Regions from separate parts of the Mus musculus genome. Here region 1 is linked to region 2. The links are chromatin loops, found by intact Hi-C in ENCODE. Cell type or tissue: heart. All regions are shown on one strand. Each heading gives the region's core, and the rest is flanking DNA. Links, peaks and the distances in the headings are about the cores only. Region 1 overlaps Chm (choroidermia (RAB escort protein 1)). Region 2 holds the start of Chm (choroidermia (RAB escort protein 1)).

The links. Hi-C counts contacts between places; a loop is a spot of excess contacts. Peaks named below come from ENCODE experiments on the same cell type or tissue, not always from the same donor. Only the 100,000 strongest peaks of a DNase experiment are listed, where the experiment ranks them.
Region 1: a loop joins it to region 2, with 2.0 times the contacts of the local background. A loop is called at or near these places in 2 of 42 quality-filtered maps.

The regions. Positions count from the first base shown.
Region 1 is chrX:113,057,585-113,073,891 of GRCm38, forward strand. Chm (choroidermia (RAB escort protein 1)) reads right to left here. Exons shown (of 15, transcript NM_018818.2): 10 at 14,333-14,437; 11 at 11,995-12,058; 12 at 7,263-7,359. Among named protein-coding and RNA genes, the nearest start is that of Mir361, 9.2 kb to the right of the region's middle. In heart, for the core only: no CTCF peak of the experiment used is centred there; no DNase peak of the experiment used is centred there.
Region 2 is chrX:113,177,415-113,193,721 of GRCm38, forward strand. It overlaps Chm (choroidermia (RAB escort protein 1)), which reads right to left and starts at 8,101. Exons shown (of 15, transcript NM_018818.2): 1 at 8,027-8,101. The coding sequence starts at 8,075. In heart, for the core only: no CTCF peak of the experiment used is centred there; DNase peaks (open chromatin) are centred at 7,897 and 8,097; H3K4me3 peaks cover 1,598 bases; H3K27ac peaks cover 1,143 bases.

The DNA.
Region 1 (16,307 bases), core at 3,547-11,546, 120 kb before region 2:
GTAGTCATAAAGCCAGCTGTAATTTATGTAAGATAGCACAAATAAGAATACATGGCTGTGTCCATAAAAGGGAAAGGGTCAGAAAACATATTTCCTTTATAGTGCCAAATGGGGAACTGAGTTTGACATATATCACACAATTTAGTTCCAAAATGCAACCTTGAAAAACTTGACCCAACTTGCACTTTCAGAGAAAGATTTCAGGTCAAAAAAAAATTCCAGAATGTTAACCTAAGATCAAAAAGAAAAAAAAAAGTTATGATTGCTGTAAAATAAAATCTGTGCTTTGTAACGATACTAATAAAAGCAATTTGAAATATCACATTTTCAAGCAGCAACTGAAAAATGAAAGAAGACACTGAAAACTTTTAAATTATCTAAACTCATTTTATAAAAGGTATGTAACATTTTCTCATTAGGGTTGTAAAAGCAGAAAGATGTATACAAACAAGACCCTACATAAAACTTTAGATTATTCATTATTATATGTGATATTCACAAATCTATAATCATATAACAGATAAATAACTTCCTGTAACATAAATTCCCAGAATAAAACAGCTGTTGCTGCCTGATTATTATGTATGGAAAAAATTTCAAACTGCATAGCATATGAATAACAACTATAAAAACATGAACTTGAATGTCAAACAGAAAGGTTACAGAAATGATGTTTGCTCATTCATAAGTGATCTTAGGGAAAAAACACCCTTCATTTAGTATATAATACAACTTGTTTGGTTTTACAAAATACAATGTCAAATTCTAAACTATCCCAGTAGCAGAAAATGAAATTAGCGAAGAGAACATGAATTTGAGTTAATGTAAGTATTTTTAGAAATGTAATATTACTCCTTTACAAACAATATATTAACTCCCTAATCAAGGCTATGAAATAGACAGCTTTAAGCACTGGTCTCTTGTTATCAATGCAAGTACAATACTGTGCCACTTATCCAAGGGATTTTTTTCACATAGTCGAAAACCAGGAAGTATAAGCACCTAAGACATTACAAAATTTACTGCCCAATTTCTTGCTAAAGACTTTCTTATGCTAATAGTAGAGGTATTATAGGCAAGTTTATTTATCATGTTTTCTGACCCTCTGCATATTATGAATAGCAGATAAGATATTTTGGGAGAGATACCAGTGTTCCAAACAAGTTTTGTGAACAGTTATTTCTGGTTTGTGCTGAGAAAATTTTAACTACTAAATGTTACATTTTTGTTTTCTTTTCTTTTTTATTCAGTACATTATGTGGACAGAAAGAGCTTGCTGACAGGTGCAGTGAGACAGCCTGACAAGAAGAAGGGAGACGCAGGAATGACAACAGCACAGTAGAGAAGCACGGGCCTAACCACCTCAGTAGCCTTCAAGGGCACTGATGACTTACAATGGACTGTAATAAACAATGATTGTGATACCTGTAAATTTTAATATAGCATAGCAAGCAAGTGGGAGATATGTGCTTAAAAGGTAATTAACGATAGTTAAAACAAAGTTTTAGTTCTAAAAGAAACTAGCCGAGGACACACACCACTGCATAGTAGAGTGTGCTGAATAAAGGACACGTGACTGAAGACATTTGTAACCAGTGGTTAACCTTTTCCTATGAGACCCCCTTCTAAAGTACTGAAAACGAATTCAATAAGATATCAAAAACATTTTTATTTTGAATGAAGGAATCTCTCGTTTCCTTAGGAGCTAAGTCAGCTTTAGTCTTGTTTTATAAAAGTTACTTTAATTTTACATATATATGTGGAATAATAGTACAGTAATTCAATAAAACATGCATGCAATGCATAATGACCAAACCAAGATAACTGGCATTTCCATCTCCTTCAGCATGGCTTTGTGTATGTGATTAATACATGATAATTTTATATATTTGTGAGGTACAATGGTATTTCAATACATGTAAAACAAATAAAGATTAATGGTTAGTTATATATATATATATATATATATTCTCTTCTCAACTACACATACAAACATACACACACACACACACACACAACTTTTAAAAGTCAGCATTATGGGAACACAAAATAAAAGTCATAACCAAGGGTAGAAGAGGAGAAAGACACAATCATCCAAGTGTGAAGAGTTTTGGTTGGACAGGAGCAACAGGCTTAATGATTAGTTTACATTTGGGGCACTACATTACAAAATTTACTGACTGTACTGCATGAACAATAGATTTTTCAAAGTGTGTGTATGTGTATGTATGTATGTGTGTGTGTGTATATATATATATATGTATATATGTATATGCAGTGATGGATATGTTAATCATTTCAACTATAGATTTTACAATGTATATAGATCATAATATCATATTTTGTTCTTATATAATTATTTTCAAAAATTTGAAAGGTAAAGACTACCATTAAAGTATAAAAAGATCTTTAATAAAGAGTTAACGGCTTTTTTTCTGAAAGCAGTAAGTTTGTATAACGCATATGTTAGAAGAACAAACAGATTTTATCTCAAAATCTTTCAACACTTAAATCTTTGCCCATCTTTACAATAAAAGTCATCATTTTGTATTAAGTGCATCTTACATACAACTTGATTGGCTCTTGGGTAAACTCTGGAATATTTAAAATGCATTTCTTTAACAACCATAACTTAAGTCACCAAAGTTCACAGAATTTACTTTCTATAAATCTCATTTTGTTTCCTCTGAGGAACGGATACAGTCCAGCCTCACTGGAATATATATGGATTACATCTGATTTCCTCTGGTATAACTACATTAGTTACAGTGCTTGCCAACATTTGTCAAGTGATTCTTCCAATAAGAAGAATGATGAGTTTCACTCAGGATTCCGTCATTACAGTCTGGTTTCAGGGCAAGTACAGGTGCTTTGTTCCATTTATCTGGCTGTGTGTGTGTGTATGTGTGTGTGTGTGTGTGTAAGTGTGTGGGTATAGATTATTATCATCTAGAAATGTGCTTTTCTACTAATCGTGCACAGGAAAAACAAGTCATTTCAAAATTCCTTTATAGTTAAATGCCTGAAAATACATCAAGTTTGCATGTATAGAATTATTTTGGGGTACTATTTTAGTTTTTGATAGCTATATATTACAAGCAAACTGGAATATCATTCACAGTTTACCATAATTAGAATATGGGAAATCCAGAAAAGAGAATCCAAAATGTGAGCTCTTAACACATAACATAGTTCTATTTAGCATTTTCTTGACAAGAGAAAGAATGAAAATGTTTCTGAATTAGACTGAAGAAATAATTATGTTAATTTTGAGAACACGTTCTATTGTGTCCATGATGTGCTTTATTCAGAGGTTTAGGAAGAAAGAGAAAACCTTCAGAAGACACTGGGCAGTAGTTTGGAAGACAGTGATGGTGGACATTCAGAATGAAGTAATATGCTTATCATTGGGAAGCTTCAAATGAGAAAAATAAATGAGGCAGAAGCAGGTTTGCATATGTAAAATAAAAGCACAGTATATTTGCCTGTGTTTTCCCCTGACTTGAAATAGATGTGAGAGAGAGAGAGAGAGAGAGAGAGAGAGAGAGAGAGAGAGAGAGAGAAAGAGAGAGAGAATGAGAATCAGACACATGGAAGCTTTCTGTGATATACTCAGACTAATTCTATTTTAGAAGACTGATGAAGAACAGAACAACTTGAAACTATATACAATTTGAAACTATATAGAACATCAATGCATCAATGACTCTTAAGTAAGGGAGCAACAGGAAATAAGCCATTAAAGACCTTTTAATATCTGAGCTATAAATTGCTCCTAAATGTCTGTGAACAGGCTAAAAGCATAAGAAAAGAAGAAAAATCAGAAGCCAAATATCAGTTAAGTAATAGTAAGTAAATGATAAATATATCAGTTTCTATCTCAGTATCTTTCTTGTCTTGTTATATAGTATGTCAAGCTATTAACTCTATTACCTTTAAATATAATACATACTGCATAATGAATGAAAAGATTTAAAGTGATCAAAAACTTCTCTTTTTCTCTGGTACAAGGCAAAGCATAAGTAATGAGCTCAAGCTTACGTCTTTCAGGCTAGGAGCAAGAGAAAAACAGCCAGGTTGTCTACATTCTCAGTATTAAATTGATATAAAGTCATCAAGCTATAGTAAAAACCACAGAGAAAATTGTATAAGGTAGAAACAAGTAAGGCAGCAAGGGATTCAGAAGCCAAATGACCCTGGCCACCAGTCTTCTTAAAAAATACAGCCAGGGCTATACAGAGAAACCCTGTCTCGAAAAAAACAAAACAAAACAAAACACCAAAAACATAAAACAAAACAAAAATCCTGTCATATATTACAAAACAAAAGTGCCTGCGTGACTCGGGGCTTCTGGAGGCTTGTGCAGCTCCATCTCTCTAAATATCATTTAGGCTAATTCCCAGGCTGAGTAGGGGATATTGCTAGGATGTAGCTCAATTGTTTTAAATACCCATTCCTATTACCACACATACACATCCACAAACAAAATTAAATAGCAGAATCTTCGAGTGAAGAAACAAGACACAGTAAGCTAAAAAATGGAACCAATCCGAAGGAACTAAATGGAGTTAATTCTGTAGAAGCTTGAACCAAAGTTCTTTTTATAATACTAGTGTTCTCTTTACATTTCCTATGGAGTCAAGAGAGAAACCCACCCCCAGAAGGTCAGGTATATGAGACCAAAACAGCTTACTTAAATACATTTTCCAGTTTCAATATTTTTCAGCTTCATTACTTATGAAGACACGGTTCTTTACAATTTTTCATTTTTCATTTGCTAAACCTAATGGGTACACTCCTTACAAACTGTAGAGATTGTCATTTTTAAAACAAGAATGATACCTGCTTACTGCATTAGAACAATTTAATAAAGCTGAGTAACAAACCCTTTATCACATGCTGTTACATTTTTATAAAAGTGTAACTATGTTTATTTTCATTTTTAATGGGGCTAAGCATGAGTATTACATGCTTAAGGAATATATAGATAGTAAGCCATAATTCTGTTCTTTCCATTTTGAAGAAAAACATCCCATCTATAGTCATGTTAGAATTTCTTTGAGAAGCAGTATAGCACAGTGATTAAAGTGTAGATTTAAAATGTTGTGCAAATTCTAAGTTCAAATCCTGCTTATTCTGTCTGTCACCCTTAAGACTATTTTGTTTTTGATGCTCCGTTTGTCTAGCTAAAACTATAGAATGTACATGGGGCTGTATCTATCTTAGAATTGATATAAATTGTAAAAAAAAATATAGTCAATCATGATACAAGCATATATCTGGTACTTAGTATATATCATTTATTATTATAATCACTAATGTGGAATAAACAGTAAATAATATGAAATTGCTAATCTATAGAGAAATGCAGGGCTCTATCTAAACAATGGTACAAATGTGTCACTGCAGGAATGAGCCACTAAAAGAAACACAGTACGATCTGAGTTACAATCTGAAGGATGAAGGATTTAAATAATTATCAAGGTCATTCTAGTTGAAAGGAATCATATACACAAAGGCATAAAGGCACAAGACAAAATAATCAGAGTAGTTACGTAACTCCTAAGGGAGAAGGGGAGAAGAGGAAATCTACCAAAGAGGAAAAAACAGTGCTGTGGAACATTAAATGGGAAACTTCTCTAGAAGGGGAAAGAGAAGGGGATGGGAGATCACGGTAAAGGAGGGAATATGGGAAGGGACAGCAGCTAATACTAAAGGCCTTTTGAAAAAGCACAAGGAAATTTATTAATGTAGAGGCTTGCTAAGATAATGGAGGAGACAGCATCCCAGCTAGACATTTTACGCTACCAAGTAAAAGCTCCAAGTGACAGGAATAAGTTACAGCTTACTGAATCATTGGCCAAAGAGGTTCCACAGATGCTCCCACCAAACATCAAAGCTTACTGCCATGGTTACTGGTTGTTCTCCACAACCTGATGGTAAAGTCCTATTTCTGAAGACAACACCTGTGCCATTGAACACTGAGATTTGGTGCCCAACTAGAAGCTGCACCCCAACTGATGAACGTTCATGGTGCTAAGAAGTAGGTCGTCTGTAGAGTACTGGAGGAGAGAACTAATATTAGTATCATCCATCTATACACCCTGTGGCCCCCTGTGACCTAGAATAGAGACTAGACTGCAATATATACTGATGTTATTGTGGCCCAAATGTTATGGGAGCGAGCAACCGCCTTTTGATTGGATTTGAGGTCTACTTCATGAGATGAAAACAATACCTAAATGTTCTTTAACTGACAATAAAAATGTGTTTCATATGAACTATGAAATACTATTCAGTTGAAAAGAAAAAGGAAATCATAAACTCTGCAGGGAAATGGATAGAACCAGAAAAGGTCACACTGAATTGAGGTAACCCAGGCTCAGAAAGACAAATGTCACAGTTCTCTCTGATCTATATTTGTTGAACTATGATAAAGAAAAAAAAAGTCACATGTCACAATCATGTAAAACATTTATACATCACAGAGATTTAAAAATAAATGCTCCACATGGTAAACTGAATCACATGTTATAGTTTGGACATGAAGTATGTGCCACAGTTCTGTGTACTGAACACTTGCTTCCAAGCTGTGGCGCAATTTTGCTACGGTCTGGAAACTTGAACTCGCACCTACCTAGAGAAAGTGAGACACAGAAGGGAAACCCACTTCTCCCTAGGGTACTGGGCAAATATTAAGCACTGTAAAAATCACTATTAAGGTTAATGTCAAGTTCTTTAAGTCCATACGGTTATCACTCTTGATGGTCATTTTCTGCAAATAAGCAAAGAAATTGTGTTAAAGTCAACAATGAATATGAAGGCTGAAGTTGTGGCTCTGCACTACATCACCCAGCGTACAAGAGGCTGCATGTTCAGTTCCCAGTATGATAGAAAGAAGGGAGAAGTATATCTTTAAAAAGATGCACATCCGCATTCATTGCTTCTATTCACCACACTGGTAGAAGTCCTAGCTAGAACAACTGGACAGGACACGATTTTAATAAAAGATATCCATACTGGTAAAAGCTGGAGTTCATCACTGTTTGCAGATGACAAGATTTTCTGCATAGAACCTTCCAACATTAAGTAATACATCATACAACGTATATATGTATCAAAACCTGTATTGTGTCTAATATAGATTTTCTGTATTATATAATCATTAGAAATTTTAATAACTAAGTTTTCAAAGAAGCACGTAGGGGAGAGAGAGAGAGAGAGAGAATGAGAACGAATGAATATGAGAATACTGTTCTTACATGTGCCTTTCATGCATGTCATTGTTGAAGAGCATAACTCAATGACTCGAACAGCAAAACTTCCTGACTCTTCTGCTGGCACTGTCAAAATGGAGACCTGAAAACCAGGAATACATAACAGAAATAACTGTTAGGTCTCTTCCATTTTGCTCTCTTGATACAGCTAACTTCCAAGTTCCCAAATATCCTTTGATATTTGAAAACAAATTTGGCTTATAATGATTTTATTTGGAGTAAAATATAAAAGATGCAACACACATGTCTCAATATCCAATTTCTTCATTATTTATTGTTTATATGATCCTCCTCAACCACAAATAATTCAAAATTTTAAGACTGATTTCATCCATCACATATCATATACTATTCAGAAAGGAATGCAACTGTAACATTACTGTCAAAATAAGAGCACTCTGCTCCTTGAAATCAGATTATATCCATAAGTGACCTTATCTACTATTTATGTTACATGGCTCAGATTATAAAGGCTTTACATGGCTACCAGACCAATGTTTCTCTGTAGAGTTAAGGTTTCAGTGTTTCTCCTCTATCAAGTCTTCAATCTGAGAAAATTATATCCTCTTAAAGAAATGCTAGCAAAAGAGAAAGCACCATCTTCCCTTTTCCCTACATGTACCGTGGTGACAATTTGATTAGGATGGCCATATTCATACCCCAAAAAGGAAGCAACTACAACACATTTTTAAAATAGAAATTGTTTTGATAGCAATACTGTCCTATTTGCTATCTATTTTGGGGCTTATGATATCTCAAAAACAGGTCTCCATGTTCCTTTTTACTCCCTCTGCTGCTATTAAGGATAGAAAATGTACTTTAGCATCAAAGAGAGAAACCACCAAGACATTGAACACTGTGAAATAATGAAATGACTAGGACTAAAAATATGGCCATAACTGAAAATGTTCCTTTAATTACTCAACCAACAGAGAAGAATTTCTTTTGGCTCCTGCAATTATCATGATTTATTACTGAGATACAATCAGTATTGTTCCACTGGAGCACCTCCCTCACCTGAAAGCTGAGATGTTGGCTGCCTGGTGTTTCACAGAGGAGATGTTAAGGGAGAACTAGTCAGCCCTCTACTATCACCATGAAGTGTGCCTGGACTGTCTTCTTGTTTTTCTCTGTTCTCTACGCTTCTTAGTTCTACCTTCGATTCAAAGTGAAGATATAAAGAGAAGTGGGAAGAGTGCAAGAAAAAGAGAGGAAGGGAGGAAGGGGCTGGGGGTAATAAAGGACTGTTAACTGTCTCAGATACATGGAGGGAAGACTGGTCTGAAAAAGACTGATGTGAAGCAGGGTGACCAGTTACAAGGAAGATGGTATACATGGGAACAGTAAATAAACCATGAGAAAAGGAAAGAACTGAGACAATATTTATGAAGTACATGGGTACTGTACTGGCTAGTTTTGTGTCAACTTGACACAGCTGGAGTTATCACAGAGAAAGGAGCTTCAGTTGAGGTAATGCCTCCAAGAGATCCAGCTGTGGGGTATTTTCTCAATTAGTGATTAAGGGGGAAAGGCCCCTTGTGGGTGGGACCATCTCTGGGCTGCTAGTCTTGGGTTCTATAAGAGAGCAGGCTGAGCAAGCCAGGGGAAGCAAGCCAGTAAAGAACATCCCTCCATGGCCTCTGCATCAGCTCCTGCTTTCTGACCTGCTTGAGTTCCAGTCCTGATTTCCTTGGTGATGAACAGCAGTATGGAAGTGTAAGCTGAATAAACCCTTTCCTCCCCAACTTGCTTCTTGGTCATGATGTTTGTGCAGGAATAGAAACCCTGACTAAGACAAAAAGGTAGAGGAGATGTCAGAGAGAAGGAAGTTTGTGAGGCTCGAACAGTATCAGGTCTATTCTCCGCAACAGTGAGCACAAGATGACAAGCAGTGGGACAACAGAAGACAGTGGCTTCACCTTTAAGTGAAGAAATCTCTTGACAGAAACCCAAAAAACCTTTGACATATGGTTCTGGTACCACTCAGGCCTCCAGGAGGTGGCCTCCAGCATTCATGTGAAGTTGAGACTATGGGGACACACAAAATTATTTGTTGTGTGTGCAGAGAGAAGTATAATGTAGATGGATGAAGGGAGAATTTTGATATTAAATGATAGGATAAAAAAGAGCTTCAGATATGCAGAGAAGAAACTGTCAGTGTTATGAGGAAGGCACAGGGCATGGAAGCCAAAGATAGCAAAAAAATATTGTCAAAATCATCAGGAAAGTTCTGGCAGAAAAATTAAAAAGTGTCAGAGCCTGACAAATCCAGAGGTGGATGCTCGCAGCAGGGATCAACAGTGTCAACAGGCTAGACCCCCTGGAGCTCTGGGAGACTGGACCACCAACCAAAGAATACACATGGAGGGACCCATGGCTCTGGTAGCCTATGTGGCAGTGGATGGCCTTGTTGAACATCAATGAGAGGAGAGGCCCTTGGGCCTGAAGGTGCTCAATGCCCCAGTGTAGGGGAATGCTGGGCTGAAAGTTGGAAGTGGGTGGGTGGGTGGGTGGGGTGAACACCCTCATAGAGGCAGGGGGAGGGGGAATGGGATAGGGAGTTTCCAAAGGGGAGACCTGGAAAGGGGAAAGCATTTGAAATGTAAATAAAGAAAATATCCAATAAAAAATATATAAAAAAAGATTTATTTGAAAGGAAAAAAGTTCTTCCTGACACTAACTATCATAGTTTTTAATATATTCAGTAAGAAAAATTTTAGTGGAAGTGTATGGGCAGAAGCCGCATCGTGGTTTAGAAATGACTGAATTTAGGAGCTGGAAGCAGCAAGAGTCTTGTACAGAAAATACTATTTAAAGGGGGAGAGAATGAGCACTCAATACAGATGGAGACAGAGTCAAGAGAACAGGTTGTTTTCTTTGTTTGTAATTTAAAAACTCAGTGGATGTGTCTGTATGTGTATATGAAAGAGTGAGTTTTATATATGTATGCTCACTCAATTGCTCATGTATGTATCAAAGGTACCTGTGAAGGAGGTTACTAAAAGACAAGGGAGAGACAGATTTCTCAGTCATGTTACACACATATCATGGAATGTAGGGCAGACATCCAAATTCCTTTGTGCATGGTGGGTATTTAATTTTACCCAGAGAAACAAGAAGATGAACAGAGCAGGTTAGAAAGTGAAGACGGGTACTAGCCATGGAGGTGAATGAGCAAGTGATCAAAAACCAATGGGAGAATTTGTAAGGCGAACAGGACCCAGCTCAGTTCAGCTGAAACTGCAACTATGTGGGAGGGCCAATCTGTTTGGTTACATAGTTTTCTTTCTTTCTTTCTTTTTTATTTTTTTTAGTTTTTCTAGACAGGGTTTCTCTGTATAGCCCTGGCTGTCCTGGAACTCACTTTGTAGACCAGGCTGGCCTCGAACTCAGATCCACCTGCCTCTGCCTCCCGAGTGCTAGGACTAAAGGCATGCGCCACCACGCCCGGCCATAGTTTTCTTAATTGGCCCTCACTGATACAGATACAATTAATAACCAGACATGGGAAAGAGGAGTTTCTCTGTTGCTGCAGAGGAAGGCTCTAGCAACATGGGAACTGCAGGTGTTAGGATACCCACCATTGCATCTATGGCAAAGGAAAGGAAGAAAGTAGAAGATAGATGATAATATTCAGAAGATATAGGGGGATAATGGTTTATATGTCTATGAACAGACAGAATGGTAATAAAAGATTAAAAGAGATGAGAGGGCTGGAGCAGATTCATGATCCTGTAAGTCTACAATCTTCAGACTTGACTGGACCATTGGTGCTGCTTAAGAAAACATACATAGAACAGTGCACTCCATGAAGTGATTAACGGCATGTTTTTCTTTGAAGTTTGAACTTGCTTGTAAGCATCATACTTGAGAGAGGACTTCACTTGTAATTTAAAGATCAGAATTCGTCAATTCCCAAACTTAGTCTCATTTTCATCCTCTTATTTCAATATAAGTCACATTTCTAAGGGCAGTCCTTTGCCTGGTTCATCTCTGATTTTGGTTGGACTTCAACACATAAATTACTCTTTCTTACCTGAGTAGGTCAACTCCTTTGCTGACTGTTTAAACAGATAAAATACAAAGCAACTTTCTAGAGATAGCCCTCGTCGCTTCCACATCACTCTTCAGAGGCTATATTTCACAGCCTAGCTTTTTCCAAAACTTGCCTCTACTTGCTCCCTTTGTAGTTCTGTCTCCCTGTCACCCTGGGATATATTCACAAACCCTATGGTTTAATGGAAGACCCAGACCTAGCAACCAACAGTGGCAGACCAATGTGCGAAGTGAAACATCAATTGCTATATTATTTCCTTAAACTATAGCACACGAATCCTTGTCACACTGAACTGCACTTCCTATTTGTCTGTATCTGTACCCCTAGGCTGTGTGGTATTTGAAGGCAGACATGCTCTCATAGGTATCAGTGTCTTTTCGGAGGCCAGGACTCGGGCTGCTGAGCAAAAGGCACTTGTTTGCCAAGTAATTAAATGAAAGCTCACTCTTACAGATTTAACACACAGCATAGGGGCTGTGGTTACAAATGCTATAATATGAATGTAAAATCTGCTAAGAGTGGGCTTTCACTGTTCTTGCCATAAAAATGCTATGTAAAGACAGACATGTTAATTAGTGCAGGAATAAATTCACATGTACATGCATTTCTTAAGATATACAGCTTTTATACTAAGAAGAAAAGCAAACAGGACTGAGTCACCTGTTGATCAGAATCGGGTTTTAGTACTGATCCATCTGTAATCAGGACTGCCCTGGAAATTTGCCTGTAATGCACAAAAGAGGAAAGCCATGATTGAGATTCCACGGATAAGTTTCATTTATTGTTATGTAACCAGCAGAAGGCATGTTTCAAAGATTTAAGTAAGGATAAAAGTGTCAAAACCCAGTCAAGTTCGGCTTTAATCTTTTCTTGGCTCAAGAAAGAAGGACGCATGACCTACAGACAAACTCCAGCTGAGGCAAAGGAGAAGAAATTCTGCTGGGCTCCCCTCAAAACAGAACCAAGTAGGGAAGGATGGTAAGAAATACGAGTATACCTTTGCTTTCGCAAACCTCTGCATAGTACTTGAAAAACAGAGTTCTCTGGTTTTATGTGGAGGTCCTTGATCCACTTGGACTTGAGCTTTGTACAAGGAGATAAGAATGGTTTGATCTGCATTTTTCTACATGCTGACCTCCAGTTGAACCAGCACCATTTGTTGAAGATTCTGTCTTTTTTTCACTGGATGATTTTAGGTCCTTTGTCAAATATCAAGTGGCTATAGGTGTGTGGGTTCATTTCTAGGTCTTCAATTCTATTCCACTGATCTTCTTGCCTGTCTCTGTACCAGTACCATATAGTTTTTAACCAATATTTCTCCGTAATACAGTTGAAACTTATAGAGGAGAAAACGGGGAAGTTGAACACATGGGCACAGGGGAAAATTTCCTGAACAAAACACCAATGGCTTGTGCTCTAAGATCAACAACTGACAAATGGGACCTCATAAAATTGCAAAGCTTATGTAAGGCAAAGGATACTGTCAATAGGAAAAAAACTGCAACCAACAGATTGGGAAAAGATCTTTACCAATCCTACATCTGATAGAGGGCTAATATCCAATATGTACAAAGAACTCAAGAAGTTAGACTCCAGAGAACCAAATATCCGTATTTTAAAAATGGGGTACAGAGCTAAACAAAGAATTCTCAACTAAGGAATACTGAATGGTTTAGAAGCACCTAAAGAAATGTTCAACATCCTTAGTCATCAGGGGAATGCAAATCAAAACAACCCTGAGATTCCACCTCACACTAATCAGAATGGTTAAGATCAAAAACTCAGGTGACAGCAGATGCTGGTGAGGATGTGGAGAAAGAGGAACACTCCTCCATTGTGGGTAGGATTGCAAGCTGGTACAACCACTCTGAAAATTAGTCTGGTGGTTCCTTAGAAAATTGGACATAGTGGTATAGCTTAGGACCCAGTTATACCACTCCTCAGCATATACCCAGAATAATCTCCAATATATAACAAGGACACATGCTCTACTATGTTCATAGCAGCCTTACTTATAATAGTCAGAAGCTGGAAAGAACCCAGATGTCCCTCAACAGAGGAATGGATACAGAAAATGTGGTACATTTACACAATGGAGTACTACTCAGCTATTAAAAACAGTGAATTTATGAAATTCTTAGGCAAATGGATGGAACTAGAAAATATCATCCTGAGTGAGGTAACCCAATCACAAAAGAACACACATGGTATGCACACACTGACAAGTCAATATTAGCCCAGAAACTTGGAATAGCTAAGATACAATTCATAGTCCACATGAAGCTCATGAAGGAGGAGGACCAAAGTTTGGGTGCTTTGGTTCTTAAGAAAGCCGAACAAAATACTCACAGGAGGAAATACGGAGACAAAGTGTAGAGCAGAGACTGAAGGAAAGGACATCCAGAGCCTGTCCCACCTAGGGATACATCCCATATACAGTCAAAACACTTTTGTGGATGCCAACAAGTGCTTGCTGACAGAAGCCTGATATAGCTGTCTCCTGAGAGGCTCTACCAGTGCCTAACAAATATAGAGGTGGATGCTCTCAGCCAAACATTGTGATGAGCACAGGGTTCCCAATGGAGGAGTTAGAGAAGGAGCAACCCCATAGGAAGAACATCAATATCAACCAACCAGAACCCACAGACCTCCCAGGGACGAAACCACCAACCATGAAGGGACACATGGCTCCAGCTGCAAATGCAGCAGAGGATAGCCTTGTCAGGCATCAATGGGAGGAGAGGCCCTTGGTCCTGTGAAGGATGGATGCCCCAGTGTAGGGCAATTTAAGGGCAGGGAGGCAGGAGTGGGTGGGTGGGGGAACACCCTCATAGAAGCAGGGGGAGGGGGATAGAATAGGAGCTTTTGGGGGGAGCGAGAAAGGGGATAACATTTGAAATATAAATAAAGAAAATATCTAATAAAAAAGAAAAACAGAACCATGAGGATGGACGGAAGTTTTCTCTTCCCTTGTGTAATGGGGTGTAGGACACCTTACCTGTACTGTACACCGGAACATGTATTCTCAGAAAGGTAACTGTCTTCAATAACGAAATGTTTAGAGATTATCCTTTGACCAAACTGATCTACAATTGCTTTACATCTATAAAGAAGATAAGCATAGAGAAAAGATCATATTAATGAAATAATTGAGAAAATTAAATAATGAACTGCTGGTTCTGAATTTGAAACCTTGTAAAGCTTAAAAAAATTGCCAACTCCTCTACATTTTCTGACACTGAACTAGACATATTCCGGCTGTTATTCTGACACTTTTTAAACTGTAAATAAATGTATTGCCATTAGTCTGTAAGTGTAAGTCCAGTAAAGCATCATTACATAATTCCAAGCTTTCCTCACATTTGGAAACATAGAAGCTGTTTCTTTGTTTAGAAAATCGGCTTTCTTTTTTACCACCTTTAACAGTTCTAAGAGGAAAAGAAAGCTGATTAAATACCGTGTTGTATCATTCACAGCCTGTAAAAGCCACTAAAGGCTTTTATTTTTCTGTTAAGTGTTGCTTTCTCTTTTGTTCAAGAATAGCTATCTGGTCATGCGTTTGATAATGTTTTAAACAGAAAAAAGGGGATAGAGCTTCTTTTAATATCTGTTTCCACTTTACTTCAAAGGATAATCATGGAAAGATTTCTTTCAAGTGCTCTTTCCAAATAAGGAAAACACTTATGCATGGACATTCTCAGGTCTCTGTCATCTGATATGTGTTGGGACAATGAATCATATAGAACCCTCCATTGACCTTCTTTCAATGTGTCTAGATAAAAGGATGAAAATTAGAATCCATCTCCTTGCAGTGCCACAAGTTATAAATGTACTTTATAGGGCTCATTATCCAAACTAATGGACTAAGGGCGACATCCTTGAAACGGACTTACCAGCACTGACAAAGCCTCTATGCAATATTTCAGGAACTATATGCAGATGACTGTTATGTTTGCTATATCTTTTTATTATGGAAATATCAATTTGCTTTTGTCACAGCTTCTTTTGGTACCAGAATTATTTTATTAAAAATAAACTTATATGCTGGTCCTCATAAAAATGTAAGCAAATGATTTCACATTCATATCATATATAAAATATTCTGCTATAAGCTAGGTCTTCATGTGGATCCCCCAACAAGTGGAGCAGGGGCTGTCCCTGAGACTGTTGCCTGCCTGCCTGCCTATGCATCTCACATCCCTAAATGGACCACCTTGTCTGGCCTCAGTGGGAGAGGATGATCCTGTAGAAACTTGATGTGCGTGGGGAGTTGTTTGGTGGAGGTGAGATCCAGAGGGGAGCTTTCCCTTCCCAAAAGTCTTCCCTTTTGGTAGAATGGGGCAAGAATTTGTGTGAGGGGTACTGGGAGGAGAGGAGGGGGTGATATTGGGTTGTAAAGTGAATAAAGTTAAAACTAAATAAAATATTCTGCTATAAATTGAAGTATCTTCAATTGCTCTAAATAAGCAAAATAAGGGATTTATTAACAGGCAGAATTAAAATTAAAATCAAGGAACTGAATTTGTATTTCATTGATACTATTGAGGAAATGGCATACCACTGCTGGCAGGTTAGACAATTATGTTTAGTGATGTTATATACATACATCTAAACATTTAAGCAATTTTAACATAAATCTGTGGTATTAATAATTACATGATTTCTCCATTTACCTACACTTCAAATCTCCTGCATTTCCTTAAACTAGAGCTCATTTTTTTTTTGGTTTTTTTTTTTTTTTTTTTTTTTTTTTTTTTTTTTTGAGACAGGGTTTCTCTGTATAGCCCTGGCTGTCCTGGAACTCACTCTGTAGACCAGGCTGTCCTCGAACTCAGGAATCCGCCTGCCTCTGCCTCCCAAGTGATGGGATCAAAGGCGTGCACCACCACTGCCCGGCTAACTAGAGCTCATCTTATCTACAAAATACTAAATTAGCACAAAGGACTTACATTAAATATTGGCCAAGATAACTT
Region 2 (16,307 bases), core at 4,817-12,816:
CCCCCCGCAGGGACACCAACCAAGGAGCAAGTACATTCTTAACTGCAATTTAATTCACAACAGCCAAGGTACAGAAACTAAAATGTCTGTCATGTGATGAATGAATAAAGCGAATGTAATACACAGGCACAATGGAAGCATATTCTGCCATTAAAAACAGAAGAATGAAAACAGGGCTTGGAGATATAGCTCAGGGGTTAAAAGCACTTGTTGCTCTTCCAAAGGAACAGTGTTCAATTTCCAGCACGCACGTGGTGATTCACAGCCGTCCACACATAATGCCAGTTCTAATCCCCTCCCCAAGCTCCTTGAGTTTGCGCCTGGTACACATACACATATGCAAGCAAAATACTCATACATAAAATAAGTTTTCTATAAAAGAATGAAATCTTGCCCCCTGGAACAACATAGTATGTGAAGTGAAAGAAGTCCATGTGACCTTTATGGAATCCACAACATGAACTCACAGGAGTTAAGAGAACAGTGATATAACAGAAACTGGAGAAAGGTGAAAGAGGAATGGAGGGAGGTTGGTCATCAAGAAGAGTCAGTTCTGGTGACCTATGACATACCAAAATGAATAAACCATATTTTATATTAAGCAATAATAAGAAGTGATTTCAAGAATGTGGATAATAAACAAATAATAAAAGTCTAAAGTGATGGCGGATATTATAACAAGTATGCACATTATACAAGTATGTGCTACTCAAAATAACAATGGTACTTGAACACGTGAAAAAAAAATTAAAAGTTAATTAATCACTACATATTTATAATAAGACAGGTAATGATCTAATGAATAGGTTAAGGCAATTCACAAAAGAAATGTAGTGGCCAAATTACATAAATATTCAGACTTATTTATCATAAAATACAAATTCAAACAAGAAATATTATTTGTGTGTTAAGTATGTGGCCAAAATATAATATTTATCAAGTTTGTTGTTATACAGATAGCCTGTAAGGCTTTCATCAAGGACAAACCTGTGACTCAGTTAATCCTCCCCATGGGTGATCACATGTCTTTGCAGAAAACTGCATTGCCATCTGATAAACCAAGGAAAATGCCTTTAGGTGAACCATTTTGGAGAAGTCTGTTCACTAGTTCTGAGCCCTTATGGCCTGACTACCAGTAACCCTGTTCCATCCTTTCATTATACCAAACTGTAAAATAAAGTTGTTCCTTTTTTATTAGTAAAAGAAACCCAAAGAGCCTGTGTGTCTTTCTGTATGCATCATAGCTCTTCTCTTCCAAGAACACCAAGTTTTAGCATTTGCTGTAATGACTGCAACTGCAAAATACGTTGACAATAATGAAAAATAAGCCATGAACACCAATACTGAAAGATGAATCATTCTCAGAACCACATGTGATTGCAAATCGTGGAATGAATGAATTCAACTGAAACAACATGTATCCTAAAACATGACTAAATTTTCTGCTCTCATTGCTTTAGTGACTCTAATTCTCCGGCTTGGGGTTTGGGTTTTTTTTTTTGGGGTGGGGGGGGTGGGGGGGAGGGAATGAAACGTAACTAGGTCATCCTGTTTGCCTCAATGTAAAGGTTTACAAGCTGAATCCAATGTCATAATGTTGTCAATAATTAAGGACCAGACATGAAGCCATTGTTGGCATCAGTTAGAAAAAAAAGCCAACCACAAACCTAGAACGCGCTAATCTAATCTTCAGAGTATATGGTGTTTCTTTTCACTTGAAAAAAAATCAACAAGCTCAATTCAGTATTTCAACTTTAGTTGACAATGACTTGTCTAACCTATCCAACCTAGATCAAAGTTGGCTAAATCTAAGGTTTTACACTTATATGAGGTGAGATAATATTTACTCCAGACATGGTAGTACTAAGAAACCAAATATTATACCAAATTGGTGTGGACAAGCATAGTACTAGAAAACACTAGTGAGGGGAAAATAGATCCTAGAAAATCAAACCAGCCTACATGCTTTGTGAAATCTAATTTGAGATGAGATAAATTAAGTTGCCTCTGTCTCCTCCACTATTTGTAATCTGTTTAGGTTTTTTTTTAAGAGATTGCTGTTTGTTTTGTTTACTTGTTTTCCCTATCTGCCTCAATATGAAAACATGTCAACTCTTATTATCATGTTCCAATAAATCACTATGGTAAATTATTGTCTCGTTGTATATTAAACTATTAGGAAAACAAAAAGTAAATCTTTAGAAAAGTATCCCTATTTTACTAGCAACACGTCCTCCAAATTCCAAATCTTTCTATATTATGGATTATACACTGGGCATAGACATCAACTTTAAGGCTTTATACACATAACAGGCACAGCCTAACTTCTCAGTTTGCACTGAAACTGAATGGCAGATGATTTCACATGAGTTACAGGTCAATTATATGGAATTATAATTGTTTCTGTGCATTGGGATTTTATGTTAAACATGAGAATGTGAGGTTGAGCAACCACATTTGATTTTAATTGCTGTAGCCTGAGTTATCCAAAACATCATGAGAACACTGGAGAAAATGAGAAAATGACAAGCAGCACGGGAGATGAAAATGATGCTGTCCAGGGAACGCTAGTAACAGATGCGGCTCTCTCTCTGAGGGACCGGCTCAAATTTATGATTTACAGAGCAGCTCAGAGAATCCTCGGAATTAAATAAATCCTCCTTACTTTGTTAGGTCTCGAAAGAAGAAAAAATGATTTAAAAAAAAAAAGCTCAAAGAAGTACAAACTAAAACAGCAAGCTCTGTAGGCTTTCTTTAGCTCCTACAACATCTCTACGCAAAGAAAAGCACATCACACTAGGTTCCCAATTAAAATGAATAATAAATCTATTCAAAACAGATTATACATAATTGAAACTGGTGGAACAAGCTCAGAAATAAAAAAAGGAATATCTGTAAACTACCAACCAGATAAAAAAACTAATTAAAAAAAAAAAAAGTGGCAATAAGCAAAGGTCTTTCCAAGCAAGTAGCCAATGAGAAGAGGGAGATAATGGACCTTACATTACCATCCTTCCAGGACATTCCATGAAAGACATGAGCTCTTCCTTGGTGCCATTCAGGCAATACTAATGATAATAAAAAGCGCCTTAGTATGGCTTTTCAGGCCATAAAAAAAAATCACCCACATTATGTAAGCACTTTATAGGAATTATTTCTTCAATATTTAACACAGGTCATCGTATTTAGAAATAAGGTGAAACATAAGAAGGGCTGAGGATGTACCTAACATGGCACAGGAAGCATATGTGGGATTCAAATTCTACCAATCACCTTATTATACTGCTCAAATGAGATACGTGCATGTAAAAGTATACAAAATATATGGAAAGTGTCTTGGTTAAGGTTTTACTCCTATGAACAGACACCATGCCCAAGGCAACTCTTATAAGGACAGCACTTAATAGGGGCTGGCTTATAGGTTCAGAGGTTCAGTCCAGTATCAAGGCAGGAACATGGTGGCATCCAGGCAGGCATGGTACAGGAGGAGCTGAGAGTTCTACATCTTCATCTGAAGGCTGCTAGAATACTTGCTTCCAGGCAGCTAGGACAAGGCTCTTAAAGCTGCACTTCCTCCAACAAGGCTACACCTACTCCAAAAAGGCCACACCTCCAAATAGTACCACTCCCTGGGCCAAACATATTCAAACCACTACAGTCTAACACTGATGAATCTAAAGGACTTTTGAAATGCTACTTTCAAAGCTGGGTGTGGTGGCGCACACCTTTGATCCCAGCACTCTCGAGGCGGAGGCAGGTGGATCTCTGAGTTCAAGGCCAGCCTGGTCTACAAAGTGACAGTACAGCCAGGGCTACAGAGATACCCTGTCTCGAAAAAAAAAAATACTACTTTCAATTTTATATACTATTAATTAAGTTGCTTACTGTTTTCTAGGCATTATTTTTTGTGTGTATAAAGATAATATATTTATTATATGCATTTCATCGTTTATTATATGTATTATGATATACTCCATTTAAGGGCTAGCATACATTCATGAATTACAGAGAAGTACCAACTTGCAATTTAAAAACAAAAGCCATTCAGTAGGTATAAGAATGGAGATATAGGGAAGGAATATGTGCCCATTGTGATAACAGAACCACACACAAACATCCTAAATTGTAAGTATGGGAAGTCACTTGTATTGAGCCTAGCTTCCATGCAATTTAGCAAATATCAGTTTTTAACACCATTTCCTGCAAAATTATTATCCCTCAAGGTTTAGAAATGGTACCCTGTTGCTATCAGAAGTATTAAAAATCCTTGAATGAGAGGCCAGACAAAATTAACTACATCAATGTTGCAATTTGAAACATCAAGAATGGTACTGTACTGTCAACTGGCCAGATCCTCCCACCCCAAGCTCCAGGAAAATGGACTACCAACCAAAGAGTACACATGGAGGGACCCATAGCTCTGGCCGCATATGTGGCAGAGGATGGCCTTGTTGGACATCAGCGGGAGGAGAGGCCATTGGGCCTGAGGGTGTTCAATGTCCCATTGTAGGGCAAAGCCAGGGTAGGAAGACAGGAGTGGGGGGAGGTGGGTGAACACCCTCACAGAGGCAGGGGGAGGGGGATGGGATAGGAGATTTCCAAAGGGGAGACCTGGAAAGGGGAAAACATTTGAAATGTAAATAAAGAAACTATACAAGGAAAAAAAAGAATGGTATTGTACTATTTACATGAACATTCCTAAAAAGGCAGCTATATATAAATTATATATATAATTTATACACACACACACACATACACACACACACACACATATATATATATATATATATACATATATATATATATATATATATATAGTTTTACCTACATACAATTCTAACTCCTTTAGAGAAGCATTAGCTACACAGTTCTTCAATAAGGCTGGGGATGTAACTCAGTACAGGACATCCATAGCATATGCAAAGGCCCAGGTTCAAGGACCACTGGTACAAGACTGAAGGGAGGGAGTGGAAAAAGAGAACAGATCTATCTTCTTTAAGGAAATATCTAAGAAATTAAATAAGCTAGCTTACATAGTATCTTAGAGGTGGAATTTCTGTCCAAAGATAAAGCATCATAGTTAAGAAAGAATAACATGCAGACCAAATTCCTACATGGTGTGCTGAAAGCATAAATAACCAATGACATGAAATTTTCCATGGATTTAAGAAAAAATTTAGAATTTTAACTCTGAGAAAGTCCAAAAAGTTCCTAAGAAAAGACAATATGTTAAATATTACAACTACAACAAGAGTAGGTACTTGATAGCAGTCAAGTATCACAAATATTGATCATGTGTATTTGTGTGTGTTTACACTAATAAATGTCAAACTGTTACGCCACTTCATGTAGTCACTTTCTTATATAGACAGAAACTGTCAGTCAGTTGTACATCTAACAGCACCACCCAAACATATTCTTGATAACCATATATGCCTCCAAATGAGGTGGTTATAGTATATTCTAAGCATGCTAGAATTCTTTCTAAAATAATAATATATTCCAAGAGCTGAAGAATGCCCCTGTAGATGACATATATCAATATTATCATATAACCCACCCTTATAACGTAGATTCCTTGTGCACTTGTAACTTCTTGGCTTTGCTGGAGGTAATACAAGTTACCAGAAAATCACCTTCAGGATCTGTACCCAATGATAACTTTTCCACACCCCACAAAATTGTCACGAAAATTACACTTTAAATGCCAAGCTATTCTGAAATGACAATTATGTACCGAAGCCAAAGATCACATTCTCCGAATTTTATGTCCTTTTCCCTCCCCATTGAGATTCCAATTGGTTTTCCTCTAATCTATTTTCTTTTAATCTTCCCCACACAATTCAAGTACTGTATCTTAATTCTCTTCCTTTAGGTATTGTGATCTAATTTTCCCATAGTATCTTGAAAATATGACCTTAAAGGAAAGCTTTAAACAATGTCATGCAAAAAGTAAATATGTAATAAGGTTGACAAACTTAAAATGTTCTTGGATGATTCTACTTGATGAATGTCTTTTGATGACATTTTAACTAAAAATTGCTAACAGGGAGATACAACTCACAGCCTATGCCTTTACTCTTTCTTATAATGACATCCTTTCATTCTGCTTTTGATAACAGAACTGAAGTTATAAAATACTGCTTTTCCTATAAGTTACCTAAGTACTAATTTAATAAAGCCAATACATTTAAAGTCCATCCTCGATGATGTATTTGAGAAAGAAATCACAATGCTTTAAAAATGAAGTCAATTAAAAGCAATGATTGAAATCATAAGAATGATTCTTATTTTAAAAATGACTTTCAACAAATGTTTCCACTTTTAATGGATCTAAAAGAATTAAAATATTTAATAAAAATAACACACATCACCCAAATAAATATAGACTTCAAGTATAATTTTGAAAAGACTTATTCTAAAATGGATGGCATTTTCAGTTTTAGGCAAGCAGACTGGGGAGAGTGAGGGTTCTACTGAGTCTTTCAAGGTCTCCTTCAACATCTCCTCAATGCAGGTCCAACCAGGTTGGCTGCTGCAATGCAGCTATCTTCAGGCTGGGAGTACACCCCCCATCCCCACTGTTTTGAGAACTATTAGAGGGACATCTAGAATAGGAGAATTTGTGTTCTCAAGAACACCTTAAAGGCTATCAGATTTACCTTCCTTATATTCAAGATTGCGGACATTGAAAGGCTGTGTGTATCTGACTCTCCCATTGCATGATGTCTGGTATTTGTGATAATAGTTCAATTTTTAGTCAAAAAAAAAAAAAAAAACCCGAAATCCATTTCTTGGATTGTACTGGCCTTTGGACATTTACTAGCTGTGTGATTTTAGCAAGTTGAGACTTCCAGGCTGCTTCTCTTCTCTGTACTGAAAAGATTACCAATTTTAGCAAGGTTTTTGTCCGTATTATATTATGTGCTTAGTCCATTGAGTAGGGAATGGAAAGCATTCCAAAATGGGTTGCTATTATTTTTACTCTAAACCTGAAAATGTGGCTGTTCTTACTGTTTGGTAAGAAAGCAAACAGAGTTCATTAACACAATGGACAGGACCCCATTCACCAAAGCTTCTGTGGCCTACCACATTCTAAGACAGTAGACTCCCCGCCCTCCCCAAACTCTCTCTTTTATCCTATGCAAACTACATCCCTTATAGTTAAGAAAGAATTGCTAATTGTTGCCAAGTGTTATTAGGATAACTAGTCAACTAGAAGCTGAAAAGGATTTCTGGCTCCACCCAAAACATGGAGAGCTAATGATGGAAAAGCAAGGAGAAGCTGAGGTCAGACACGGAATGTGAAAAACTGGAGCTTACTCTCAGAACATCTAGTTGTGGTGTATGGATGGGTGACAGGAAACAAGATGCTTCCTGTCTGCATCATAAACTAGGATGCTTTAAACTTCGTAATGCAGGAATAGGGGCTACCTCAAGAAAAAAAATTAAGCTACCCAAGACGACAGAAAAGAATACGTTTCCTTTCCTTTAATAAAAATACACACGGATAACGACTGAGCATCATTCTTATAAAACTGTAAATTAAGCTTCATTTGAGCTGCAAAGTACCCTAGAATCATGTAAGTATATGGGGGCGGGGGTGTCCTAAGAAATGGCGACACGAAACGATAGGGAATATAACCTTGAAATCAACAAGGAGGGAAGGTGGTAATTATTTGTGCCGATGGCGTCTCCATTGATCAAATCCCGACCCTCCATTCTCATGACACTGCAAACCCACCCTCCTCTAAGGAAATTAACAGGAATCACCGCACCAACCAACCTCAGCAATCGGCATCGACCAGATCGACCCCTACTCAAAAGGCGCAAAACACCGCGGGTCCAAGCCCCTCCCTGGAGCTGCCAAGTCCTGCGCTGACTCCACACTACCTCACTTCCTTTCTGTCCTCCCTCCCAGGCTCGACCCCCGCCGTTTCTCGCCAACCCTCACCACTGACAGAGAAAATAAAAAGCGAGAATGATCTCCTATATTTTGTCCAGGAAAAATCAGGGCCACACATACCCGTCCCTATTACGATCACATCAAAGTCCGAAGGGAGATTATCCGCCATCTTGACAGGAAACGTGTCATGTGACTGTAGTTTGTAGATGTGAATTTCTAAGGCACTCCCTAGGTAGAAAGCGGAAGGAAAAACAGTGCATTCTGGGTGTTGTAGTTCTAGAGACGCGGGTGCAGGTAGGCGACAACAGAGTAGTTTTTAAAATGTTATTGCGAATGTTAAAAGTTCTATTTATTTCACAGACTTCAGTGAAACACCTTATTTATCCTAGAGGTTTGATATGGAAAAGAAATGTAAGTATTCGACTCCTCAAGCAAGGATGAATGAGGCAAGTCTGTATACCCCTTTGACAATTACCAAGCAAAAATTGGTCAGAGACGCTCAGTCAGTAATCAATTCAAAAGGGCTCACTTTGAACAAAGGAGTCATTCAGGCCAGGAAAACTGTTACCCTAGAGTGTGTTTGTATTTTTAGAGCCTGAGACCTCTCTTTTCATTTTATACCAGTACTGTCCAATTATTGTATTTGTGCCTTCTCAGTGAAAGAACCAAACCAAAAAAGAAAAGAAAAGAAAAAAAAAAGAAAAAAAGAAAGAAAAAAAAAAGAAAAGAAAAAAATCGTTGCCTAGTTTCCACAGAATGAAATTCCTCATGGAATTCCAAAGAGCCTCCTAGCAATGTAAGTTGCAACATTAACTTTGCTTTAGAGATGGAGGTGAGAGTGGGGGACTGGGAGTGTAAAGAGTATTAAAGAATAGTAGACGGTTAATAAATCTTTTGTTTCAGAATCTGACTTTCTGCCAAATTAAGAAAAACCCAAACAAGTTTCTCCTACGACGTTGCAGAGAAATGATTAAAATAAAATAGACTTAATATAGAAATGGGTATATTTGATAAGGGAGCTTAAGACTGTCTATGCCAAGCAGTTAATATAACTCTTATGAGCATTTTCAAGGTCTGTCAGCTCCCATTCTACCTTATTTAAAAAGTATGTTTGTCTGAAAATAGTAAAGCAAAAAAATAGGCAGAGGGGTACACTGGAGTAAGTAAAGTACTTTTTTTAATCTGAGGAATTATTCCTATAGTTATTTCCAAGAGTTTCAAAATAAATTTGAATGCAAGATGTGGTACTGTGACAATCCTTTAAACCATCTACTATCTGGGATGTCATCTACTTATCGTTCTCCATACACTGTTTTCTTCTCAATCTCTGTGACCTCCACACTCTAGCTTTTCCCTCAGCAAGGAATGATCTCCTCAACTTCTAGGTAATATGCTTAATAACAAGGAAGGGATACATTAAACATTATTAAAGCATTAGCTAATGTATATGTTTCAAAAGAACACATGATTCCACAGAATTATGCACAACTCTATGTATCAGTTAAAAATAATAAAATAAAGGAGAGTATAGAAATGTAGCCCAATAATTAAGATCACAGACTACACCCATATGGCAAGCTTACAACCTCCAATTCCAAGGGATCTACCATCCTCTCCTGGCCTCCCAAGGCACCATATGTACATACTACACAAACACACTGCACATTAGATAAACAAGCTTTTTAGAATAATAAACATAAAAAGAAAAGCAAAAAACTTTGGGGGCAAAGTAAACAAAATTTTAAGAGTTTCTTTTTTTTTTTTTTTTTTTTAGGACAAGGTATCATAAATGTAGGTTAGGGCAGCCTAGAATGCTCAGCTTTCTAAGTCCTGAAATTACAGATTTACAGCTAGCAAAGGCTTTGGGATACTATAAGAAAGGTTTAACTCAACTTCTATTTTATCTTTTACTTCTTCCTAATATTGTACTACTTCTACTTTATCATATCCTGTTACATTGCACTAAAGGTTATGTATGTTGGCTCCTATATAGTACTCATATCCCACACATACACACAAAAATGCACAGATATGTAGTTTTATAAAGTGTAAACTCTAGCCTGTCAGACATCATTATTACCCAGTGCACTTAATCGAGACTTGTTTTCACAGTAAGAATTCAACAAATATTTCCTGAACTAAAATTAATAATGACTTCTTTAACAGATAGTGAGATAAAGACAAACTATATCAATTTACCTTGATATCTACCTGCTACTTTAAAAGTCGTTTTTATTTGCCTGGTATAATTGTCATCTCTGAAGCTTACTGCTCAATAAGATTACCCTTTCTAGTTCTTTCTGAATCTGGCTGGCTGGTTCAACTCAGCTGTTCTCGCTCAAATTGCTCTCCAAGCTGACTGTTTCAATACGGTTTCTCTCAACTTCTCCTCACTGAATTGCTCTGTTTGGCCTCAAGCTAACACTGGCAATTTGTTCTAAGCTTTCTGGCTCCTTATGTTCTGGCTTCAACTGCTTCTGCTGACTTGCAGTGAATTGCACTAACTCATGAATGAACTCAACTGACATAACTGAACTCATCTGAACTCCCTGTGCTGCTCATAAATAGCTTCTCTTTACTGTACTGTTCTCATGAGAGTTGGGCATCTCCTACTTCTGATTCATTCTGTCAAATCTTTCTCTGATTCTTCATGACATTAGATAGACATCACTTTCAATCTTAGCTGTTTTATTCTACAAACTAATTTTACCTTAAAAATGTGTACTAAGTGTATGTCTGTATTCCAGCCAGAGGGATTAAACATGTGTGGCATGTCTGCATTCCAGCCGGATCACACTGACCTAAATCTTTGAATGTGATCCCTTGCCAGAGTAGCCATGTTGCTGGATTAAAATTCCTCTACATGCCATTTTTAAGATATTTGATAAATTTCTTAATTTTAAAAGTTCCATGAGAACTGTTTTAAAATAGATTTTTATAGATATATATTGTACTTTTGTACATTTTGGTACAATATCAACATTGTAGTTTTCTTAATTTTATTTATGGATTAACTTGTTATACTACAGCATTCTCTTGTGGTATGATTCAATAAGGAGTATGTATCTCTTGCAAAACAGATTGCTTAAAAGGTACAATATATTATTTGCTAAGTCTCTACATTATTTGCCTTGCCATGACAAGAAAGTTTTAAATATTATCAGAACTAAAATAGATGTTATCTGTGAAGTGCCCAATATACCAATAGATATGTAAATTAAAACAACCCAGAGAAAATACAGCAACCTTTTCAAAATCTCTGACAGTGAGAAACCACAGAAAGATAGAATACAAACAAACAACAGAATATAAGCAAACACCATTACGTTTCTCTTAGGTGATATATGGGTATACATTCATGCATGCACATAGTATGAGCACATTTTATTCTTTTAAATATGAATAACTTACTATGATTCAGAAAATGTTCTAACAATCACAGTGTGGAAACAGAAGTCACTAATAAAATTGTTCTTTAAAAATTAATTAATCTTCTAGTAAGTGGATGGGTTATAATCTAAAATGCTCTGATATAAACAAATAATAGACAAAGGTCATGTCTTCCGAAGGTTTATGTGTAGTTCTGCTGAATTTCTATTCTCTCTTGCCTCATATTTGAAGTTGTTTTTCCCCTTGAAGATCAAAGCATGGTTTTCATGAAGATAATATTACCAACATGTTTAGCTGTATAAAATAATTACTGTATTATAAAAACAAAAATATTCTTAGTGAAAATCTTTTAAAATAAGTATTGTTTACATTTTATGCAAATTGACAATGTCAGGAAATGGCATAAAGCAAAACAACTAGAAATTGCTGGCTGTTGTTCCAAGGACATCTATTTTTGAGAGCTGAAATATTTTGATAAATGACAGTTGGGGGTTGGAGAGATGGCTCATCTGTTAAGAGCACTGACTGCTTTTCCGAAGGTCCTGAGTTCAAATCCCAGCAACCACATGGTGGCTCTCAACCATCCTTAACGAGATATGACTCCCTCTTCTGGAGTGTCTGAAGACAGCTACAGTGTACTTACATATGATAAATAAATTTAAAAAATAACAGTACAATGAATTTTATCTAAGAAATAAGTACCTATTAAATCATAACACTAATTTTGTTCATAAATGTTTTCTGAATTGAAAGCAATACTTTCTTATATATTTATTGTGTTTAAAAGTACATTCTTCTATGAAAAGACTATCTTTTTACATTAATAATTTAATGGGTTTTCCTCTCTAGGATCTTTCTTCTCATCCCTAGAACTATATTAAACTCCTGACTCTCTTTTCATAATGTCCACTACTGATAATCTCTTACCTTAGATATAGTTCCACCTTCTACACACTTAAGTCAAAATTTCAAGAATCACCCTGAGCACATCTTTTTCTTCTACCCTTAAACCATGTCAACAACTCATACCAGATTTGCCTTTAAAATACACTGCAAGGGTTTGGGGTACACTTTACTGCACCAGATATTAGTTGCATCTTGTGAATCAGTGCCTAAATCCAATCAGAAAGTGGTTGGCTACTCCCAGAACATTCATGTCACTTTTGCACCAGATGCCATATCTTGACAAGACACTCATTATTGTAGTTCACGGGGTTCACAACAGAGTAAGTTGTTTTGTTTTTTGTTTGTTTGTTTGTTTGTTTGTTTTATGGCTGTTTCTCCTCTGGTAGCAGAAATAGAGCTCTTAGGCACTGGGAAACCTACTCAGAAGAGATAAAGTTACCATTGCAAATACCAGCTTTATTTCTCTGTGTCCTATAACTAATATGTGGCAAAGGTCTTAGGGGAGAACCCAATTCTGTTGTCATACTTAATAACATAATATTAAACTTTCCCCTAGATGCTTTATTGGTGCACCTCTCAACCCTCATCAAACAAACTTCTTTTTGTAGTATATAGCAATTAATACAGAGACCTACAGCTGATCAGTGTGCAGAAAAAAAAAAGAGTGTATGAAGTGTTCAACTCTAAATTTGAAATATATGTAACCCTCCCTGACCCCAGGCTCTATCATTGCAGAAGAAAGGGCAGAAAGATTGTAAGGGCCAGAAGTAGTAGACATCAACAGCCAGTATTATTTACTTGATTTGACAGGCCACTGCACATATGAACTCATAATAGCTGTGACTACATGCACAAGATCAAGCCACCCAAAATTCCAAAATGGACACTGAGGTGCTCATGACTTGCTACTCTTAGCTGAGAATCTGTTGACAGGTGATGGATGTAAAAAAAAAGAAGGGAGTCAATTTCTTCAGATATGTGGTCACTAAGAGGTTTCCCATGCTTCAGTAGATGGTCCTATATCCATGCATATAAAGGTAGAACAATGTCCATTCAGTAGGTTTGAGAAACAGTGGAAGAGGGAGAAGGAGAGGGGGAGGGGAAGGGAGGGGGGGGAAGGGAGGATAGGGAGTTAAAAATAAAAAATAATGGGTGATGGAGAGGAATTGAAAGTAAAGGACTGGGGTGGGTTTGATTGTAACATATTGTATACATGCATAAAATTCTCAATTAAAAATAAATGCATATATTTATTTCTCTTAATCTGGGTTACCACCATGGATTATGCCTGGAAAACTGAAGTAAGTCCTGTTTAAATGCATTATTCATACTTGCTTTTCTACAGCCCACTGTTCACAATATTAGTAAACATCTTAATTCAAATTTCACTATGTCTTTGTTTATCCTAAACCACTCATGAGTTTGCATTGCTCTCAAAATACACTCAATTTTCAGTCTTGAATCACTGTTTTTGCTTTCCCTCTGTAGGCTACAGTCATATTACACTTTCTTCATTTGCCAAATTGGTTGTGTTCTTTCTTGTTTCAGATTTTTCACTCATGGTCAGTCTTATGTGTGACTGAAGTATACCTCTGCCTTTTTCCTCCCACTTTCTTCTGTCATATGCCTACTCATCCTTTATGTTAATTCAAAAAATTCATGCATTCTGGCAAATCATTGTTGAGGACAGTTTTAGGTTTAAATTCTATCATTTTTTAGTTCCCCCTTGTTGAACATCATTGGAAATAGCTAAATAGTTACTGAATACCTTGTTTTATATGCTTAGAAGGTAAGATCTTCAGAGAAATGGTGTGTACGTTGTACTAATCTTTCATTCCCAGTACGTGCTGCAGTGCCCAGCACATAGTTATACAACACCAACTGCTGCTTGAACAGCTGAATAATAAAGTTCTTAAAGGCTTGAGGAACAGCATATGAGTTGCAATAATTAATATTAGGTAAAGAAAATATCATTTTTACTCAGTAATTTACTTACATTTTGGGGTTTCTGTGTGTTATTGAGCAAATATCAAATAGATAAGTAGTACAAAATCCAAGAAGCACCAAGGATGACTGATATGCTAATAATTCTTTCTACCCTTCTGCTTCCCCAAATTTTTCCCTATAAATAAACACTAGTGTTTGTAGTTTTTGTACACTGTGCTGGAGATTGTACGTGTGTATTATAAATCACATCATATTATAGACATTTATACTTTACACTTTTATTTACTATTGTCTTAACTTGGATATCTGCTCTTATATAAAGAGATTTTCATTTCTTTACAATAATTTCCTACAATTCTATGTATGGGTGTATCATAATTGATTTTACATTCATTTCATAATTGATATTCAATATTTTATGGTATATTTCTATGAAAAGTATACTATAATAAACATTTTGTGTAGAAATGCAGTATAAGATAATTATTATACATTAAGATTCATGTGAAGATTACCAAAACTTCATTCCAGTTCCATTACTATCAACTGAATGTCCTTGAGCAAGTTATTACAACTTTTTGCAACTTCAACTCCTTAGTCCTTAATTTAGCAATGAGAATATAACTTACTTCCAAGGTATAGATAAGAAGCAAAAAAGTTAAATAAGCTACTTAGATTATATTTCTACTAATGTGCATATTCAGTAATATTGTTGTTATTAATAGTGACAGTTTTCATGAAGATATAGGATATAACAATTTTAATCTATCAGATTATAAAGGTTGGAAGTATTTGAGAACACACAGTATGAATAAAAGAATATGCAAGCAGGCACAATGCGCATACTACCATTAGATGGTAGTTCCAAAATATCTGTCAACATGTTACATTTATGTACATGACAATTTACCACCTCATATTTGGAATTTATCCTACAGACTCCCAAATGTGATTTAGTGGTATTTGTAAAGATAGATACAACACTATTTATCATTTCAATATTTTCTGCTCTTAGGATTTTAAATCTCTGCTATCAAGAAATAATTTTTCATGTTGGTAGTTATTTTGACATTTAGTACCACAATGTAGACAATCTTTGTTTAAATCAAATATGAGTGCTTTACACACAAGATGGCCTAGATTTAAGCATATAAACATATCTTATCTGTTAAGCATATTTTAGAAAGTCTTATATTAACATAGGCATCTGAAAGAGTGCCTATAATAGAATATAATAGTAAGTAATTTCTTGAATGTGAAAGACAGAGACATATAGTACACTCTTGTGAAACCTTTTCTTACCACTGTGGTCACTTTTCTTTTCCCCCGAGCCATTTTTCTAAATGACTAGGCTACAAGAAAATAATACTGCAAGATAGTAGCAGGTGTTTCATAATCAAATACATTTTTGCAGCAATTAAAGAATAGGATTCTCTAAGAGTGTTTTATAATGAACATACATATGAGCCATGAGGGTTTCATAACTTGCTAACTGTAGGAAACTCTAGGCTGGACTATTAGGATGCTCAGGAAGTATATTTCTCAATTTTTAGTAAATGATGTCCTTGTCATATCAGTATGGCAGACACAAAGAAAATGTTTTTTGTGAGTGACACTAAACCAGATGGACCAGAATGATTGCACACTTTTCTCAGATGACAGCATTAGTAGAGTGATACAGTTTATGCTCCAGACCACCTAGTTTTCCTTCCATTTGCACACATCTATTAACCCCACCACCAGAGAACCCCATTGGCACTGCATTAAAACTACTAAGCTAACAAAACACTTCTTTCTGCATAAACAAAAGCACCAGTGTCAAATGAATCACTGTCTATCTGAGGTCTTCAAGTTAAAGAAAATGTGTTCAAAATTGGTTATGTGTATAGTAATGTGAGTCTCTTAACACCATGAACAATAAACACTGGCAATGCGAAGGGAAGCTTATTCAACATAATATTGGAAGTTACATATTTACAAAGGAAATTATAGTTAATGCAGAACTACTGTCATGGCTTCTTTGAATTGAAATCTTTCTGCTGTGAAGCCATTGTTAGTGGTGGTGATTAAAATCTTCAAACACAAATGTTCTGGGTAACTGAATATAGCTAAAAATAGAGAAAGTTCTGTCTACTGTAGAAAAATTTCATATTACATA